Linked DNA regions of Homo sapiens: region 1 is linked to region 2. A link is a loop called in an ENCODE intact Hi-C map of the cell type or tissue named here. Cell type or tissue: endothelial cell of umbilical vein. All regions are shown on one strand. Each heading gives the region's core, and the rest is flanking DNA. Links, peaks and the distances in the headings are about the cores only.

Region 1 (10,922 bases), core at 3,359-7,358, 690 kb before region 2:
AACTTACTTTCATATTCCTCCAGAAATCATTTCATTTGGTAAGAGGGAATACAGGATAATGCAGAAATTATAGGATATGGCAAGGATATAACAGCACAAAACACTAAGAAGATGTGGTTGTCTCATAATCATGAAGATCAGAATAACGAGGCTACTTAACATTGTTTCACCAATTTCTAGTGCAGTGTACAGTAAATTTTTACAAGGGGGAAGAATGAACAGACCCATTTTACTGAAATATTTCATACATATACGAAATTGAAAGATAAATGAGACACAATACAGTTATAAGGAAGATGGGAAGATGAGATTGATAAGTTCCTAGATAAATAAATATTGTTGACTGAACCTATAGAATTAATACAGGATTAATTAAGTATTAATATCTATTAGAAATTTTTGCAGAGATAACTTAAGCCTCAAAAAAGGTTGGAAATATGTAATTATGTACATAAGGTATCACACGACATGCTCTCAAAAAGTAAATAATTTGAATTTTGATTTGAATAAGATATGCATTAATTGTATAATTATTTTCTTAGTACATTTTGAAAGTTTTGGGAAAACAGAGCCAAATCTTTGTATAGTTCCCTATCCTTATCCTAGTGGAATGTCTTGCATGTAATAAGCTTTGGATAAATACTTATTAAAAACACTAATAACGGTTTGAAGAGAAGAATGACGTCAATGCAAATAAAGGATAATAATTATGATCTCAGGGCAAAGAGGAGGATTAGAAAATCAAAATTTTTAAAAAACTGATTATCTAGAGAGCAATATTCTGGGAATGCAAATGTTTCTATTGTTGAAAAAATGTACCCTATAATCAAGAAAAGTAGGTCAATAGTTCCTATGGCCTTAAAGAATTCTACAGTCTTACGATTTTATTCTCTATTATTCCATGCTTAAATAGTCTAATCTATTGATTTGTCTGCTTTTTATAACAGGAAAAGAGAAAAAAAACACATTCACGAATATTCTGCAAAATAAACACACCATTATTCACTAATAAATTGTCTTTCTCTTATACCTGGGGATGCCAGTAATATACACCTTTACTTTAGGACCTATCTTGTAGCCCTGAATGATTTGTCTGTTAAAGGTTCTAAATTTCACCATTGTTAGAGAAGAAAGATTCAAACCTGAGCTAGCTTAAATAATGTCTGCAACTCACCAAAAAAATTCTTATCTATTGGAAATGACCTAACATAAAGTAAGAAATGATCGAACACAAACTACATTTTATGTCAAGTGAAGGAGACAGAAGAATGTAAAAGTTATATCTCCATAGGAGGTGTGTGGAATGTAAAATATCTTGTGTGTGGGCAGTAAATACCTTGGAGGTGTGTGGACAGTAAAATACCTTGTCGAAAGGATATATTCAGTTCTATTAGATTAGAGGAATTCATCCAAAAAGGATTATAAAACACCAAACAAATTAAAAAGTGGGATAATTATTAATTCTAGGGAAACAGCCATTTGTTTCAGAAAAGAAAGTCATTGTAGTGTACTATGTAGTATGCTGTAAACAACAAAATTTCCATCTAAATAGTAAAAGAAATTGATTAAATAATAACAAAAATATGATATAACTAAATTGAAAAATGTAAGCAAGGATGAAGTAAAATATGTTGGTGAGCAAGGCTATGATAAAAGCTGAGTCCTCATCATCCAAGGTAGAATATCAAAACTTACTGTCTCTAAATTTTTTAAAAAGATAAAAATACATTTAAAAACAGAGGCAAAATTAGAAGAAATAATTTGAAGAGCTGAAAAAGTTGTATGAAAAAGTGTCATCTGTGTATAGGAAAGGCTGGGGCAGGAGACCTTGATCATTCTTTATCAGCCTTGACTTTTTTAAATAAAAATTTTTAAAAAGCAGGTGATGCTTCTGGAAACCTCGGTGAAGAATGATTTATTTCAGAATGTATAACACTAAAGCAGAAGTTCATTCTTAATGTGTTCTCCTATTATATAGAAGTATTTAGACTTCTAATCTGGGGAAAAGAGAAAAAAGGACATGGCTTTCAAATAGAAACTTAGCAAAATGAGTAAGAAGAGTCATTAAGCACTTTGATTAAATAAGTAAATTACACATGGAAATACACTCTGGCATTCTTTTTTATTTATGCTCCAAAATATAGGCTTCTGGCATGTTGTAAAATGTATTTCTCCATTGTTATTTCTTTCTGGTCTTCAGATTTACTCAGACTTTTGCCACTATATCTGCTAAAAACTGAATAGAATATTACCACAAGATGGCACCTTTGAACATATTTCAAAATGTTGATTATGAACATCAAATGCCTCCAACTGAAATGAACAGTGAAGACACCTGTTATTCCTTTTCTGGTTTTAAAAAACGTTCATGTGATTCTTGAAAGCAGAAGAAATGAAATTTTCATTTGAGTAGAAATGGGTTTGTGTGATTAATAATCTCCACATGGCTGAAATTTCCAACTAAATAACAATGACAAAAATGTATCTTCTTTATCGACTAAAACTCTCTTGTATACATTATCCCCCTTCATCATGATCACTGATCATAAAGCCCTTCCGGGCCACAAAATGAAGAGTGAGTGGCATATCACCCAAATGGTTCCACGTACAATAGATGATTATGCCAGGACCAAAGACATTGATAATTTCTGACAAGGGTGAAAGGGCTAGCCAGCTCTGGGAATCGTCTGCATTCAGCTGCTGAGAATACAAATACTGAAATCACAGTTAACTGTGTACATGTACACTTAAAGATTTCAAAACTAGCCTGAGAAGCCTAAAAAAATTATTTTAACTTACCTTGAAAAAATTATAATTTAGAGAAAAATTGCAAGAATAAAATAAATTCCCATGGACACTGCACCTAGATTTAACAATTGTCAGTATTTTGCACATTTGCTTTTTTACTCTATCTCCATGCATGCCTATGTGCGTATCATTATTATGAACATTTTTCCTGAACAAAATTGAAAGTAAATAGCAGATATTATGACCTTTTATCCCTGTTTTAGTATGTGCCTCCTAAGAGCAATGGCATTCCCTTACATAATCACAATACAACTGTCAGGAAATTTAAAATGGATGCAATACTATGTTCTAATATATAGCCCATATTCAAATTTTCCAGTTGTTTCAGTAGTATCCTTTGGAGTGATTTTTTAAAATAACAAACTCAACATTTTGAAGAAGAAATTAAAAAATGGCACATAAAAATATAAACAACATAAGGGAAACTTAAAGAGTAGAAGAAAAGGCCAAGAGAGGACATTCTATCAAATTTCCTTTAGGGGAAATAAGTCAACATCTGTTTGTGATAGGCAACATGATAAGACTAATTCTATATTCAAACAGCCCTAGTTTGGCTTCCTGTCTCTTCCATTTATTAGCAATGTGTCCTTGAGCAAGTTGCATTACTTCTCTAAGCCTGTTTTCTTTATCTGTAAAATAAAGGCGGTTCTTACAAAATAGTGATTTTTAGAACATCAGAAGTGATAATGGTAAGTATATCTCCCAATACCTAAAATGTAGTACTTGCTTAACAAATTTTAACTTTTATTCCTAGAATAATGAAAACTTAACTCTTTCCAGCTACCTCCTTAAAAAAATGATTTGGAAAAAAAGAATTTATCTCTTGGTTCCCAAGTTAAATCTCTTGGTTCGTGATACCATGTTGCACACGGGTTTCCATCTGAACACTCTCATCCCACTGCCATTGAAGGGCATGTCACAGCTAATTATCTGTCATCACGCCCTGTTGCATAGGCAGTACCTTGCCTGCTGCTGCTGGGACCTCAGTGCTGTCTGTTGATTCATTTGCATTGCCTCCTGAGTGTCTCTGCTGTGTATGGATCACACAGAATGAAGCTCAGGGGCCAACTGGCAGGCCCATCTGAATTGTGGAACATATCTAAGTCCCCTCCTCATTACTTAGTGAGTAATGTGGGGGATGTTCCCTGGTTCACACACCCTGGCAGTGTAAATGGTCATCTGCTGCCTCATCTGCTTCTCCGCGTCTGGGGTGCAGGACCAGATCGGCTGAGGAACTTTGCTAGCACTTATGCAAATAGCTGTGGGAGCTCCTGGGTTTGGCAACATTCCTTTCAGTAGCCTCATTTGTGGCTGCGCCGTCTGCCTCTTTTGTGCTTTCACAGCTTTGTGAGGCAAGCTCAAAATAGATCTCTCCCATACTCAAGTTGTATTTATGTCCCTTTACCATGGAAAGATTGAAACCCTTCCCAATACGTTTAGTGCTCCCTGTTCGGTGTCTGAGTGACTGTGATGTTTCAATTTAAACTCTAAAAGAACATGTATTTGAGGCAAAATCAGACTATGCATATCTAGTTCTGATTCCCCAAATTAGACTTAAAATATATAAATAAATTCTTACAGCATGTGTAGACATAGAACAAGTCCCAAACTGTTAGGCATATATGTATAATACCATAATTTTGTTCCAATACAAACTTCATTCTTTCAAATAAACTGCATAATATATACTTGTAAAAAAATCTGCCTTCAATTTATTTTAAAAAATTATCTTCAAACTACTGACTTCAGAAAGTAGCTGTGGCCATTCAGAACAGGGCATTACTGAGTGACAAGGATACTGTTTAATCTTGGTATGAATTCTTATTTCATTAAAGGATGAGGTTTCTTAATTTTTCCTTCTCTTTCCTCCATATTACTCTATACCTTTTACTATGAGATACTCCTATAGAAACTAAATTTAAAGTCTACCTAGAAAAGAAAAAAAAAAAAAAAAGCATTGTAAATAAGCCCCAGCCATGAGAGTTTTATCTATCTACAAGCGGCTGTAAGAACCACTGGAAATAAATGATACCTAAAGCTGTTTTCCTCTAGGTGTCAGTATACTCCCAGAACTTTTAAAGCTTAGATTTAATGAAAAAAGTAGGAGCACAGTAAAATAAATGTTTACTGCTAGTCCATACTATTTATACATTTGAAAGATTTTTTTTGAAAACTGAACTAAATTTGCCACTATGAATGTTCATCTGCAGATGACAGAATAGATTTTGTACTAGAAAGAACAAGATATGGCTATGATATATTTCTACAAACACACATTGTTTTTTCCATCTTTTTTTGGCATTGGAAAGCCCTATCATTCATTATTGGCTATCATAAGTTACCTTGTCCTGTGGACAGACATTAACATTCTAAAATTTCAATAAACTTTGTAGATAATTATTGATACCCATTACAATAATTGGGCTCAATTTAAAATGCTCATTGGCAGGAAGTCTTGCATTATACCTTTATCACCAATGGCGTAGATTTGTTTAATTAGACTAACACAGAATTTTTAAAATAACACAAGATACAAATATGTTAATGAGTGTGTGACTGACATTTATCATAACATGTATTCTATTAAAACACTGTCATCCACATTCCTCCAGTCATAGAGAATCCTTCTCTATTTTCTCTCCAAATTAAGTTTCCTGAGGAGGCTGTGTATCAACTGGATGACTCCCAGTGATCAAACCAGGAAAGTAATAGTGACACGCCTGCACCGATAGTTTCAGTGTATTTAAGAAATTCATTACGCCCTATTTTGTAATTTTTCTCCAAGCTTTATTTTGAAAACTGTCAAAGCCCCAGAAATCTGAAAAAGCAAAGCAAAACAATGAAGACTTGTATAGACTATTTATTTCAACAGTTGTGAATATTTTGTGACATCATATTTCTCTAAATAAATACCTTGACATGTAATTTAAGCAAAACATGTTTCTGAGGAGATCATATAAATTATTGTTAATCAAAATCTCAGGTAATGTAAATAGCTCTGTCAGTTTTCCATGAAGCCCTCAATCCAATTCTTATATGACACACAAGGAATGTATGGATAGATGTATGTGTCTAAATTCCTGCTGGTATGATTGTAGTCCTCAAAAAACGCTGGAGATCTGGATCAGGTAGATAATCACATACAGAGCAATCAGGAAGCAAAGCCAAGTTGATAGGATCTTTGAGATCCTTTTCAGAGCTCCTACTTCAAAGCCAGCACAATCCCTACCCTCCGAAGAGCCAATCAGTGCACTTTACGTCTCATATCTCTACCATTACTCTGTTACCTGAGCAAAGTCTGAAAACCACCACTGGAAAATTCAGAAATATAATTCTAATGACCTCACAGATAAACCTCTCCAATTATGGCAAAATCAGGTACCTCTCTGATCACAGACAGGAACTTAGAAATAACTAAAAACTAAAAAAAAAAAAAAAAAAAAAAATTACCATGATGGAAGTGACTCTGCCAACTATAATGGATGAATATTTATTCATTTCTTAGTTTGGATGGGTGACAAATTATTAGCCTTTCTTAGGCACCAACTCTTAGTCTACTCAAGTTTCTTCCATAACCTTATGACTAACCTAACTGATCATGTCACTCTCATAGTTCAAGATTAAATTTCATCTATCAGTGTTCTCCAGAGAATAAGGTTGGGACAGTGTCAACTTTTTTTGAGACTTTATTTTGTACTTTGTCAAAACATTAAATAATTTTAATTCTGCTTAAGTAAATTTTTTTTAAGAATATCTTTGAAGATCTCTAGTGAAATTATTTTATAAGTTCAAAGTACTGTTTTAGTTTTATATTTGCTACTGTAACAAATTACAACAAACCTAGTGGCCTAAAACAAGACAAATTTATTTTTTTCACTTCTGAAAGCTGTTTTTACAAAGTCACCGGGCTGACACCCATGCATGGTCAGGCCTGTACTGTCTCGGGAGGTCTTTTTCTTTGCCTTTTCTAGCTTCTACAGAAAGTGTCATACCTTGCATTCCTTGGTTCATGGCCCTTTCTCTATCTCCAAAGCCAGTAGGATCATATCTTCTCTGACTCTGCTTACATGTCCTTATGTCACATGGCCTTCTTTGCCTCTGTCAAATCTCCCTCCATCTTTACTTTATGCGAAAATTTGTGATTGCATTTAGGACCCACCCACCAAATAATCCAGGATAATCTCTTCCTTTGAAAGTCCCTAATTTAATCACATCTTCGAGGTCCACTTTATCACATAAGGTAACATTCACAGGTTCCAGGTATTAGGACCTGAACATCTTCGGGGGTCATTTTTGAGCTTACCATAAATACTCTCTTTGTGTGCCCATTTTGAGAAATTGGCTCAGTTATTACCAATAGATAAAAATGAGGCCAGTTCCAAATTCTTCATTTTTCTTCATTAAACTGCTGTGAAAAGTTTATTCTTAGACAGTTTTCTGGCAATGATAGAAGACACTGAATCAAGACTGTAAAACTGACTGAAGAATTCTGCTTTTACCTCATAAATCTTCCCCCAAATTTCCTGCTCTCCAATTATTTTTCCTCCTCTTTACATGGAATCTTTTTATGCTATATTTCTACTTAGAATACTTCTATGATAGACATTTTGGTTTCACCAATTAGCAGAGAATTTCAAATTCCTCCTCTAAACCTAGTTTGTTTATTGGTTTGCTTTCCTTTTCTTTACATGTTCATGTAATTAAGATGGCTTTAGTAGTCACAGCTTGCACAAGAAAGGTTGACTCACCTGCCCGTGTGAAAACATCTTTCAGATTTAAGAAGAGTCCCAAGGGAGCATCCCGAGTTTATTGCTCTTTGCAGGCTATAAGCTCTCCTTAAGTGATCTCAACCATTTTCATACTTTTAATTACCTTCCCTAGGCTAATAATTCCTGAATCTCTATATTTAGCCTTAGACACTGCCATGAGCTTCAATTTCACATATTTAATTGCTGGCTAGAGAAATCCATTTGACTAGCTCTCGAGACTTTCAAATTCCAAATACCCAAAATGAAACTATTTCTTTTCCCTATAAAACATGCCTCATCCCTCCTCAGCTAAAAGTGCTACCATCTATGAGACACTTCAGGAGAAACCAGGCAGTCAATTTGGATTCCTCCTTTCTCTTTAATCTGCCAGTTGGCCACCCCACCTTTATAATGAATATACAACATGTCTGCTCATGAATCTTCAACAAATATTTTTCAAGTCTCTTCTCTCTCGAATTTTTCACCACTGCCTAGCTAGACCTCTGCAACCCTTTAAAAAGGCCTACAACATTTTCATTTCCTGAAACTTTCAGTATGTTAACATACTGAAAAAAAATGCTAAGTTAGTTATCACTGTATATATATTAAATACTAAACTGAATGAACTAATGGTTTCAATGCAAGTAAAATGGTGCTATTCATGAGAAAATTATAGGGCTTATAAAAAATTCAGACTGCGTTACGGGAAATATGACTAATATTGAAATACAAGTTTAAAATTGTTTGATAATATGTTCTTTCAAAACTGTCAGTGTTTGTCTGAGATTGAATGCATACTTTCACTTGAAGATAATATTAGATGTCTATATTTGAGAGTCTCTGAATGTGAGTCCAATACCACACGGCCTTTCTGTAACTTCCTCTGTCCTGCCTCTCCTTCACTGATAGAACTGAAGCCTGATCCACCATAGTTTTCTCACTGCCTCCAAACAATGCTCCTCTCTTCCAAGGCTTGATTTACTAAATCTTAACTATCTCCCTGCCTCACTTAACAGAGTAAAGGACAATCTCAACATGGTATTTTATGCCTTCTGGGACCAGTCTGTGATAATTTGGCAAGCTCATCTTCTGTCTCTTCCTCTTCCCAAATTTTAAGTTCTAAGCCTATGAAATGTTTGCTTCTCTGAAAGACCCATACGTCTTCATACTTCCAGGCTATTGTTCATGCTGTTCCCGCTAGTCTACTGTTTATCCACCTAACTACTTCTCAGTAGTCCACCAGGCAAGAGTCATTCACTCCACATAAACTTCCCTCATGACCTTGCTGGGTGCAGTCCTTTGCAATGCAATTTGTCCAAGGCGTATCCTTGACAGTTTCCACACCTTCATGCTTGTGATATTGTGTTCTTGGTGGGCAGAAACCATGTCTTACTTATTTTTGTGACCAGATACCCTGCAGATGATCTAAGACAGGATGGAAGCAAATTGATATTTATCAAATTGAACAAAACTGAGTGAACTTGGAAGGCACTGATTTCACAACTTCTAACTTCCACAAGGTGGCAATATTTTATTCTCAATAGAGAGCAAATCACAAAAATAGGAACTTAATGCAAGGATGGTGTTCAGTATAGATATATAGGTATGTCATTATTTTAGAATATATATATATCGAATATATATATAATAATATATTGAACTCCAGTCACGTGTATGTGCCTGTGTAGAGTGAAGCTGTTCTCCCAGCTACCCATTTATACTAGTGCAAACTGTCAGCGGACAAGTTGATATTTCCTTTACAATCTTTACAAAAACATAGTTGAAAAAATATTAAATTAGTGGGCAGTGGTTAGAGTAGATCTTCCTAAATAAAAGGGACCTTGTACCCTTTTCATCCATAGTGTTATCACCCAAAGATTTTCAAAAGTAGATGTGACACTGAACTTCAATTCTTGGTATTAGTTGGGCGTGGCGGTAGTAGTAGTCCCAGCTCTTGAAAGGCTGAGGTAGGAAGAACAGCCTGGGTCAGAGTGAGATGCTGTCTCTAAAAATTTTTAATTAAAGAAAAATGTGAATTCTGATCGTTGGGATAATTCAAGTATATTCCCAACTAGTGAGACAGGAGGATGGAAAAATTTGGGGGGTTTATGAGCAAGGAGTTCTTGCCCAGTACAATATGAACCCTCTGACATTCACTGCCTACAGTATGAAAACTTGATAATAATGCTTGTCTTTAAACTATGTTGTGAAGGATTGGACATTATGCAATTTATAATACATTTAAAGTATCCAGCACAAAGAAGAAACTGAGAATCTGGTGACAATAATAACTATTAGAGACAGTAGGAGGGGTCAAGAAATGGGAATTTCATCTGGTCTTAAAGTTTAAATATTTTAAGCTGCTTTTTTTTTTACTTCAATAGACTACTTGGGTTTGGATCTGTTTCCCCCACGTTTTGATGTATGTCACCTAAGCCTCATTTTTCTCAGCTATAAAATAAACCTCTAGCAATCCATATTAGGTAGCCATAGATGAAACAAGAAACCTGCGTGTGTGTGTGGTGTGTATGTGTGTGTGCGTGTGTGTGTGTGTGTATTTAAATAAAAACATGACTACGTAGAAAAGTATCCCTTTTTAATATTCCTTAGTATTCACCTTGTCCAGTTGGTTGCTGGCTAGTCTAGCTAGCAGACTGCTTACCACTTCTATGGTTGGAACACAAAAGCATAGGGAATTGAATATCTGAACAAATAAATATCTCCCCCAATAAGTAATTAATTCCTAAAATTCCACAGTTAAAGATTCATTCTTTTGATTTAAAACCTTTGACACCTGGTAAACACATGCTTAGGCAGGTGACTCTTGAAGTCTTATTTGCATCTAAGTATGAGTGATCTTACTAGAATCCGTCCCCTTAAACAGATTTTGAAAAGAGGAGGGTGGAGGAAGTATAAAACCTCCAAAAACCTTGAGGGGGATGGATAGGGGTTTGGGGGTACACTAAGTCCATCTTTTTTTTTTTTTTTTGAGATGGAGTCTCGCTCTGTCACCCAGGCTGGAGTGCAGTGGCGCGATCTCGGCTCACTGCAAGCTCCGCCTCCCGGGTTCACGCCGTTCTCCTGCCTCAGCCTCCCCAGTAGCTGGGACTACAGGCGCCCACCACCATGCCCGGCTAATTTGTTGTATTTTTAGTAGAGACGGGGTTTCACCGTGGTCTCGATCTCTTGATCTCGTGACCCGCCCGCCTTGGCCTCCCAAAGTGCTGGGATTACAGGCGTGAGCCACCGCGCCCGGCCTCCATCATTTTATATATACCTCTCAATCATGCTGAAGTTCATTTCTAAGTACATTTATTCTAATGTTATAGATAAAATGGAGCTCAGAGAGGCCAAGTAACATCAAGT
Region 2 (10,922 bases), core at 3,522-7,521:
TCAGGATAACATCAAGGGCATAGGTTCTGAATTTTATATCTTGATATATTGTAAAATTTACATCATTTTGTTGTTGTTGTTGCTCTGCCTTTGTCTCCCCTGTTGTCTTCGAGGTGTGGAGTTGGTGTTACATCCAGAGATTAATACTAGATATGATTGAACCTATTTCAGTGGATACATATAAAAGTTATTCTGATAAAAAGCATTCTCTTATAGATCCCTTCTGGCAAAAGTTATAAACTTTTTTTTTTTTTTTTTTTTTTTTTTTACTTTAAGTTCTGGGATACTTTTGCAGAATGTGCAGGTTTGTTACATAGGTATACACGTGCCTTGGTGGTTTCCTGCACCTATCAACTGGTCATCTAGGTTTTAAGCCCCACATGCATTAGGTATTTGTCCTAATGCTCTTCCTCACCTTGCCCTCACCCGCCGACAGGCCCCGGTGTGTGATGTTCCCCTCCCTGTGTCCATGTGTTTTCATTGTTCAGCTCCCACTTATGAGTGAGAACATCTGGTGTTTGCTTGGTTTCTGTTCCTGTGTTAGTTTGCTGAGGATGGTTTCCAGCTTCATCTGTGTCCCTGCAAAGGACATGAACTCATCCTTTTGTATGGCTTCATAGTATTCCATGGTGTATATGTGTCACATTTTCTTTATCCAGTCTATTATTGATGGGCATTTGGATTGGTTCCAAGTCTTTACTGTTGTAAATAGTGCTGCAATAAACATATGTGTGTATGTGTCTGTATAATAGAATGATTTATAATCCTTTGGGTATATACCCAGTAATGGGAGTTGCTGGGTCAAATGGTATTTCTGGTTGTAGATCCTTGAGGAATCACCACACTGTCTTCCACAATGGTTGAACTAATTTACACTCCCACCAACATTGTAAAAGTGTTATCGAATCATTTCTTCTTCCCAGAGCTATGCTTCATTGGTGAAATAGTGATTCACTATTTCATCTCCATCACTTGGAGAGTAGCAAGAATAATCTTTTATTATTATTATTTTAAAACAAATATTTCCACTGCTTTGTTATGACCTACATATATATTCTCTTAAAATTTCTCATAGGTTTTACTTCCATCACATGATCAGCATCTGTCCCATTCAAACGTTTTCAAAACTGGTTAGTGGTGATAAACTCATTTCAGAGGGACAGTGGTGACTGAAATGGATATGAAAACATTATCAACTTCTGCCACCTAAATGGTGATATGTTCATATTCTTGGAATCATTCTCCATTTTCACATAGAGCTTTATTTTCAATTTTTCAAAATAAGTTGTCCTGCTATATTTCAAAAATTTAAGTTGCCATCAATACTAAAATGTAATATCATTTTATGACAATGAGAGAAAAAATGCTGCCAAAAGAGCTCAGGCACACCATCAATTATAAGACATCTTCTTATTTTAGAGACATTAAAATGTGAAAGTCTTTGTTTCTTAGAATTGATGAATGCAATGTTTATTTTTATTATTAATTATCCCAAATGACAGCAAAACTCAAAGCATATCACTTTTATTTGTTGGCTCAAACTTAATTTGGTTCATTTTAGTACATAAGATGAGTGATTAAAGTAGGAGGTATCAAAACTTAACCAATTTATTTAATATGGATGAAACTCTGCTGTGAATGAAAGAATGAAGAGAAATATAAGTGTCTGTCAGAAACTTCAGTATGTTTAGCACACTATTTTTACTTTGGATAAATGTGTTTTGTGCTATGGAAAAATGCAGTGATATGGATCTGGTAATCCTTGTAGCTATGAAGCATTACTAATTACAACAAAATGTAACACAGTCTTGTAAATTTAAAACATGAAATCCAAAGCAATAATTGTTTTATAAGCTACACTTTTATTCTATGGATAGACTCGATAACACATTTGTGAACATTTAATTTCTACACTAGCATGACTATTTTATCTTATTTATGCTATTCAATAGCTGTTGTCTCTCTGGAAACATAAGCACACCCAACCTCTGAATGCATAAATTATTTAGTGGGAGAAAATTAAGAACTTTCAAAACAATATAAACTTTTTGAGGTCACCAAGGTACCATGAAGTAAATTATTGCCCCACAGTTCTAAATGGTACCTAGTAGCCAGGAAGAGTTTAATGCACCTTTCAAAGTGCCTAATTTACTCTCAGGGAGGAACAGAATAGTGGACAGGCTCTGGATGATGAATTACACATCAAGATGCATTTTCCCAAGTGAATTGGGCTCAATGTTGTCTGAGTAAAATGAATGCCTCACATCTATTTCAAACTTGTGAAGGAAAAGGTCTACAAATAGTTTCGGAAGTCTAAAAAACACCATTCCATTTACCTAAATGCAGTAAAGGGCAAGGCAAACTCAGTTACATAAAATAGGACTATTGGTGATAAAATGCTGGCCAAGGCAACTGAATGAAAAGAATCCCGTGTGTAGTTTGGAAGGGTCATGGAACAAGTAAAACTGAGAATGAAATCTCATCTGAAAGATAGCTAAACTTTCTGTAATTCTTGGGTGTTCCAGAAAGGACTTCCTTGCAAGAATTTAACCTGTCCAACCTTGTAGAATCTATCACATCTGCCAGGATCACAACTGAAGGTGGTATGTCTCCAGGCCATCAATGCTGTTGTATGTATTTACTGAAAAATTTCTTTGTTTCTTTTCTTTTCTTTTTTTCCTTTCTTTCTTTCTTTTTTTTTTGAGATGGAGTCTCGCTCTGTCGCTCCTGCCTTAGCCTCCTGAGTAGCTGGGCTTGCAGGCATGTGCCACCATGCCCAGCTAATTGTGTATTTTTAGTAGAGACGGGGTTTCTCCATGTTGGTCAGGCTGGTCTCGAACTCCCGACCTCAGGTGATCCACTCGCCTCGGCCTCCCAAAGTGCTGGGATTACAGGCATGAGCCACCGCGCCCGGCTGAATAATTTCTATTGCAAATAAATAATAAAGTATTTCTGCCTTTTGAAAATTTTCCTTTGTTAGTCTTACAGTTTCAGAGAGATTACATGAATGTCTGGTAACTTACTTATTATTGCTTTTCCTTTGGGGAGTGATAAAAGATTCCGGAGTTATTTTTGAATCCTGGGGCTCTGAACTCATGTGATCCTTACTTCCAAATAACTTTAAGCAATTGAAACTTAAAAGCACACTGACTTTGTATTATCACAGTTTTACTTTCACAGATGTCTGGCTATTCAATTCATTTAGTATCATATTTAAGACTACCGTAACTAAATGTAATGCTCTTAGACTGTAAGACCATTGAGGACAGATTCTATAACAAAGTAGATTGTGTTACTATTCACCAAATATTCGGGTTTCTCTCCCCGTGGTGCCCTCCCCCGTAAGAGATTATGTGTCCCCTTTTGGCTGAATTTAGGAATAGTCATGGGAGGAAGTGACATGTAAGTAGTTCTGTGCAGAAGCTTTGAGATTAGTGCTTGATTCACCATTTCTCTTTTCTCTCAATATCCCATCAATATCCCACGTCAAGGCTCCTCAATCGAACTGGGTGTGCTAGTGAAGATGATGATGGAGTAGATCCTGCGTTGACCTGTGAGAGACCTATAGCATAAATAAGGAATAACATTTGTCGTTAATGAGTGAGATTTTGTAGTCCTTTGTTTCTACAATATAATCTGTCTGACTCTCACTTGTGCAAGTGCATAAGACCTGGCACTTTGTAGGTATTCAGTAAATACCTGTTGAATGAATCAGTTTTTAGACTTTTGTAGCAAATCATTGTGCACACCACCTGAAACCTGGCTTTGATATATCATAACTGCCTGTGGGTAAAAATAAGCATAACAAAACATAATTTCCCTCTAGCTCTGACTCTACCTCCAGAAATAGTCCCTCTCCTTTGAGAAGTTTGGGAACATTCTTTTGTGCTTCATCTCATATTTTGTTCTTCTCTCCAGCTTCATTGGGATTGTGTCATTTTTTTCTGTTAGTGGCAAACTGGCATATGTGTCACTAGTTGTTACCTCAAGGTACTGCTGTTGATAATTTTAGACAATGACAGCATCAAAGATGGACTTGACTAATGTTGAGGATACCAGTGTCAGCATCTACTGGGCAGAATGCTTTGCCTTGCTGCTTTTCTTCTCGAGAACCAAACTTTTTAACAAAATGATCCTTTTGGGTTTGATTTTTTAAAATTTTACTAGATTTCCATACTTAGAGTCAGTCATGAGTTCCTAGTTGCTGAGCTAGAAGATAATCAGAATGACAGGCATCATGCCTTATTCAGAATCTGCTCCAATTCCGCTTCATGTCTTTGAAACAAATTTGTAGTATAATAGCTAAAATCCATTGAGGGAGTACTTATATGCCAGCCACTGTTCAAAGAGCTGTACATATTTATTCTGTTGAATCTTTACATCAGCCATGTGATGAAAAAACTGAGAAACAAAGAGTTTAAGAGACTCTGTGTGGTCACACAAAAAGGTCACCCAGGCTGTCTTCTTCAGAAACCAGTCTATATTATACTTCTTAACTATATTTCAACTTTTTTTAAAATTTGCTTTAAGTTCTGGGAATGTGCAGGTTTGTTACATAGGTATACATGTGCCATGGTGGTTTGCTGCACCTATCAACTCATCATCTAGGTTTTAAGCCCTGCATGCATTAGGTATTTGTCCTAATGTTCACCCTCCCCTTGTCCCCTAACCCCCAACAGGACCTGGCGTGTGATGTCTCCCTCCCTATTTCAACTCTTAAAAAAAAAATTTCCTGTGGCAGTTCCTTAGACATTCACGTAAGCAGAGCCCTAGTGGCCACATTCCACTCACTTTCCATTTATGCCCAGTCAAGGTTCATTTCCATAGCATACGACCCAGTGTCTGCTCTCATGTTGTTGACAAACATTAAGATGATAATGATAATCTCAGATATCATCTTGTCATTTTATCATGGCACATTCAGTGTACTATTCAAACTCATTATCATTACATTCAGGATACTATTCAAACTCCATGAGTTATTTAGAAGCAGTGAAATTGCATTTATTATAAAATATGATATATTTAAAATGTTTTAGCTGGGACATATTCTCAATTCTTTGTTTTAAAATGGGATATGGGACTTTTATTTTTATTTTTCTTACAAAATTTTTTTTTCAATAGAACAACAAGACAGCTTTGTCAATCTGTGTGATTTCCCATGTTGGATTGTGTAGAAAACAGATCTAAGTTGAAATCATGATTTGGCCTTGACAATATAAAATCCCTATGAGGAGTAAAATGCTAACTAATTATTACCCAAATGCCAGTGACATACTATATTGTAATTAAAATAACCTCATTTGTTTATAATGAAGATGGGAAAAGTGAGAAAATATAATTCTTACTGAATGATTAGAATTCAAAATTATACATGTATTCTATTTACAACCACTAAAAAGTTCCGGTGTATATTCTAATACACAAAAACTAGAATGGAATGAATCCCAATCATGATGGCTAGGTTAAACTTGTGAGATTTGGAGCCAATTAAAAATTATGTTTTCAAAATATTTGCTATTTTTAATAATAAAAGTAAAAAAACATGAAAACAGAACTTAATATTTAAAAAATCAGTTTCAACAAATTTAGCAATTATACCTAATAATACATTTAATTTCTGAAATTGCACTCTTAGTTATATTTATTAACAATCGAATTGTTGACATCTAATTTCTTCCAACTATATTGTTCTCTGTTCTCTTCCTAAGAAATTCAGAGGAGTGAAGTAAGGTGCATGGAATAGTTTATAGAAATAAGATAAGCAGAGATCTTATCCTGGCTCCTTCAGGAATATATAAGGTAATAAAACTCCACAGAGTTGTTTTTACTGGCAAATATTCAAATACCAGCCTTTGAGTTAGAGCTTCACTGGCCAAAAGTTGGCAAGGAAAGCTTCTGTGCAATGTCTGTGAATAAGAGTCCCTAAACTGACTAAACTGACTAGGGAAATTGCCAGGCTGTACTTGAATTTTATTAGTAACGCTTTAAAGTGCTAGCAACAAAGATCCTAATTAGGTTTCCTTAATTCTACCCAAGGTAGTTCATGAACACAAAGGTCAAGTTCAAAACCAGAGGCTTTTGTATCTGGGAGGGCTGAGAAACAGGCAGCAGCACACGTGCAGCCACTTTTTTCCTTTATCCAAGGTAGGCAAGAATCATCTACTTAGCATTTTCATGATATTCCCACCTTGGGTTTCAAATCTTTTTCATGAACGCTGTAAGCAGTTCATATCAATTGCTTGGAGTTATCATATGGAATGAAACTATTCGACATTCCACACTTAACCCACTGGTTTTTCAGATGAGAAAACTGAGACTCATGGAGGAAGGTAGGAAACTAATTATAAGCATGTTCTATTTTCAAGGTACTCTGACAGGTATTTGGCTTGTGTTCCTTCAAAAAATATCGTTAACATTCCCATTGGACAGATGATGAAACCGAGTCTCAGAGACGATAAGCAATATGCACAAGCTTATAGTCCTCACTAGCTACAGATGCACAATTGCCATACGATTCTATTGACCCTATCTAGAAAATTAATATATTTTGCTCTACCACCAAACTATAAGGTAATGTTATTCTTTCTCTGAAGAAATTAATGTATGATGTTAAAAGAATCCTTCTTGGGTCAATGACAGCCACTCATCTCCCTGTGAACCAGAGAAACAGACTTATAAATAATAAAACACTATGCATAGCAGCCACCTGGCACCTAAATATTAATAGTGTGTATGTGAAACACTTTTATATAACCACATTAAAGGCATTAAATAAATGTCAAGGCTTGAAAAATACCACTTTGGGTCACTGCTGGCCACTAAACTCTACAGTCTGACTATTAAAGCAGTGATTGTTTTTTTTTTAAGACATTCGCTTTTCTGGGCTTTTCTTTCCAGGAAAAATTGTATCTTTCTGAACCATAAGGAGAGCAGTTTGAAGCTTAAAATTTGTAAACATAATTACTATTTATGAAGTTTGAGCCATAGTTACTCCTAACCATTTCCACTCCTTTTCTCCCAACTCAGTGTTTTCAATCTCTCCACAACCTGGGCAACTCAGTCTGGGAAATTCTCCACAGTGCAGAGCAGAACCAGGGCCCTCTGTGTGCATAGAGGACAGGCTTTTACCATCAGTGATGAAGCATTTGTTCCTTTCTCCAGCTCCTTCTGGGAAAATGGACTTCCCAAGAGGGAAGCTTTTCTGATTAGGAAAGTTTTTCTGATTCCCTCTTCCTAGATAAATCATATTGTGAATTATTTTGTTGAATTCCTTTCCATTTGTTTTCTATTTAGTTCTTGCTTCATTCCCTGTAGATCTCATACATCCCTCTGAATAGTAAATTCTAATCTGTTTTCAAAATAAACATGCAATTGAAGAAAGAAATATTAGGAGGAAGGACAAGAAGGAAAGAATCCAACTAATCTTGATTATATATTTAAAGCATTTTTAGGAGCTATATCTTTCTCCACAGCTCTACTCTCACATCAATATATTATCTGACTTCTGTAAAAACAAAGGCAAACAGATACAATTTTTTTTCTAGTTAATTTTAAGCAAAATGCAGAACATGTCATCTACACACCCCTGGACCTTGGCCGATTTCCAGAACTCTAGATCTGTTTCCAGAAGCTTCTGCTGCTTTGTCAGTACAATTTCGGCTAGACTGACCTTATGATCTCCAGCATCATTTTCTAGTCATTCTTTTCCAAGCAAAGCCATAAGGATGGGAAGAAAATTCTCTGGAATGTGACAAAACTGGCACAATGAGAACCTTATAAGGTTTGTGCTGGCAGCAATGCAAAAATCACACTGGCTAGGAGAATTAACCATACCATGTGTAGTTTCATGGTAGGAACTTATGGTTCTCAGTAATTAATGTCCATGGTATAATCAAAAGCATATCATAATTTTATCCATGTTCTAATAGGAGATATATTGCTTTAAATATAATCGTATGTAATAGCCTAATTTTCTAGGCAACTTTTTGAGCTCTTCTACATTTTAGGACTAGAAAAATAGTGCCAGCTTCTGACAAATATGAAAAAAACATGTTTACAATGGATTTTAACATATTTTGTTTCCTTTAAATAACATTTATCCTGAAAAGTATTTATTAGTGCCATGTATATTTACGATAAGAAAAAAATAAAAGTACCCCTATTCTGATTGCTAAGATACAACCACTGATAACATTTTAGTTATTTCCTTCTAGCATTTTTCTGCACATTTAATTACATATAAATAATCACATAATTAGAGAACACTGTACAATTTGCTTCATCCTTTTTCACTTATGTGATAATAGCTATTTCCCTATATCCTATTTGATGTTAAAATAATGAATCTCTTTGAGGAGAAAAGAAGTTAGTTTTTGAGAGGCACCATTAAGTAGTTGCCTCATTATTAATTCTTTTTAAATTAATGAGAATTATTTATACTTATAGTTTGTGCACTTTTTGTTCTGTATATTACACTTCAATAAAAAGCTTATTAAATACAAAATCTCAAATTAATTAAAATGTGATTCACCATGACTACGTAACATTCCATCATGCATCTTAACTATGATTAATTAGGCCATTCTCCCATCCTTAGACATTTAGTTTGTTTTCAGTGTCTAATACAAATAACACTGCTATAAATACACTGGTATTAAATATTCCTCTGTATCACATTCACTTAGGGTAGAGTTCTAGCATTTTTTGCCTCTTTCTTGAGAAGAAATGCATTATAATGAGGGAGAACGATTAATGTAATACATTTTCTGCAATGTATTTATTGCTGGGGTAAACTGGTAGAACTCTTAAATTCCTATAATTATAGTCTGAAAGAGAAGGTGGGACTGCAAAATCCTGAGCTGGGCCCCACATGTGAACCAAGTTTCACCTATATGTGAAACTTGTACGTGTAGGGGAGATATTCTTCATCCCAGTAAAATGAACAGTTGTCTGTTAAATTCAATTGAGTAAACCATTTTTGAGCACCAAGTACATGGCAGGACTCTCCTAGACACTAGATACAGAGATGCGAAAGGTACAGCTCTGTACTTGTTTAGGAATAAGAGTTGACCCCTGAGGAAGAGTCTCAAACCACTGTGGACATGAATGTTCCTCCTCATTTCACAATCCCTTTATCTGTACATTGGGATAATAATACTTAACCTCAGTGGCTTGTGGTGAGAATTAAGTCAGTGTTTACAGAGCACTAGCCAAGGGTGCTATTCAAAATATTTAACAATCCATATAAACTGGCACCAATCAATCAGAAGAAATCCTGGTTTGGACAAAATGGAGGCAGTCGGTAAAGAACTGTTCTCCGACCTGATGCCTTCTGGCCAAGTACTTTGTGCCCTTGTGTAATATAGGTACTGACGATCATTAGTTTTTCTTTCTTTATTCCTTTTGATTTCCTCAGGTAAAATAAAATATCCTCAAACTCATATTTGCTTTTGAATGAAATTATTTTGCATTCACAGTATTTGGAGAAAGCAACCTCAGAGATATGGTTTGTGATCAAACACTCTTCCTTTCATTTTTACCCAATAGGAGTCATTGGGCCTCTTCAACTGTTCTTCCATTTATTTCCTTTGTGTCCAACTCCTATTTTTTTCTACTGCCAACAGTCACAGCAGCTTGTTAGGAGAAAAATTACATCATATATTTACTCCTAAAAATTGGCAGTGAATATAGGAACCATGTGGGAGGTGGGGATGGGACATGGGCCTAGTCATATAAATATAGTAAATGAAAAATAAAAAAACCCAAAACCCTATTTTCTGGTAGCAAGCTTTAGGTTTTTGATTACCATTTAAACTGTTAAATTTTACCTAATTTACTAAAGTAAAAATAAATAAAAAGGATTATTACAGAAGTTGAATAACAACTACAAGTATAAAAAACACTCATCGATTACTGTAGATTTTTTTTAGGTGATTATGGTTAAGTAACTACAGTTCAATAACAACAACTTGGAAATATGTTAACATTTGCTCTTCAAATTGAGAAGATAAATACTTTACACTACAGGAATAAACCATCTGAGCTGCTCAAATCTCATATCGCCTTTGAGTTCCAATAAGATTCCTGCATCCTGCTGCCATCTGAAAAACTTCTTTTTGGAAACATAGGAAATGTGGAGTCAGGAATGGGAATATTAGGTGGTGCAATAAGGAATGAGAGTTTTCTGTAAGTTCATGTCAAAGAATGCCATTCAAATGCCCACTGCATAATATGGCTTTTATTGTACTCAACATGCTGCTTTGCCTCTGGTAAGTGCTTAATACACATTGAGGGAATGAGCAGGGACAGAATGAATGCTTCATAGACACCAGAGGTAAAGTGATATCTTTGGAAAGAATATTTACTCTGGAACCTGAATGTCCATCAAAGGTGCACTTGTTGGCTAATGTTGAGGATACCAGTGTCAGCATCTACTGGGCATGATGAAACCAAGTCTCAGAGAAGCTAAGCAATATGCACAAGCTTATAGTCCTTACTAGATAAATGTAGGGCAGAACCCTTTGCCTTGCTGCCTTCTGTTCTCATAAGCCAACATTTTTAACAAAATGATTCTCTTGGGTTTGGTTTTTAAAAAAATTTTACTAGATTTTCATCATTAGAGTCAGTCATGAGTTCCTGGTTACTGAGCTAGAAGATAATCAGAATGACAGGCATGTGGTGTCTATGAAGCATTCATTCAACACAGGTTGAAAATCTCCAATTCCATTAGTTACTATCTAAGTGAATATGGGAAAATATTTTAAACTTTGATCCTCAGTGTCCTTATATGTAGCATGAGAAAAATAACATATTTGCAGAATTGGTATAAAGTTTAGAGACAGTGTGTATGTAGTGACTGGTCAGAGTAGAGTCATAAGTAATAATAACTATCATATTTATTTGCTGTTTATAAATAATAT

What was found. Peaks named below come from ENCODE experiments on the same cell type or tissue, not always from the same donor. Only the 100,000 strongest peaks of a DNase experiment are listed, where the experiment ranks them.
Region 1: a loop joins it to region 2, with 4 times the contacts of the local background. A loop is called at or near these places in 6 of 110 quality-filtered maps.

Annotation. Positions count from the first base shown.
Region 1 is chr9:12,714,779-12,725,700 of GRCh38, forward strand. All of the region lies in intron 3 of LURAP1L-AS1 (LURAP1L antisense RNA 1), which reads right to left. Among named protein-coding and RNA genes, the nearest start is that of TYRP1, 27 kb to the left of the region's middle. In endothelial cell of umbilical vein, for the core only: a CTCF peak has its summit at 4,869 (motif pointing right); no DNase peak of the experiment used is centred there.
Region 2 is chr9:13,404,872-13,415,793 of GRCh38, forward strand. LINC01235 (long intergenic non-protein coding RNA 1235) reads right to left here. Exons shown (of 3, transcript NR_033863.1): 3 at 1,509-3,562. Among named protein-coding and RNA genes, the nearest start is that of LINC01235, 21 kb to the right of the region's middle. In endothelial cell of umbilical vein, for the core only: no CTCF peak of the experiment used is centred there; a DNase peak (open chromatin) is centred at 5,860; H3K27me3 peaks cover 504 bases.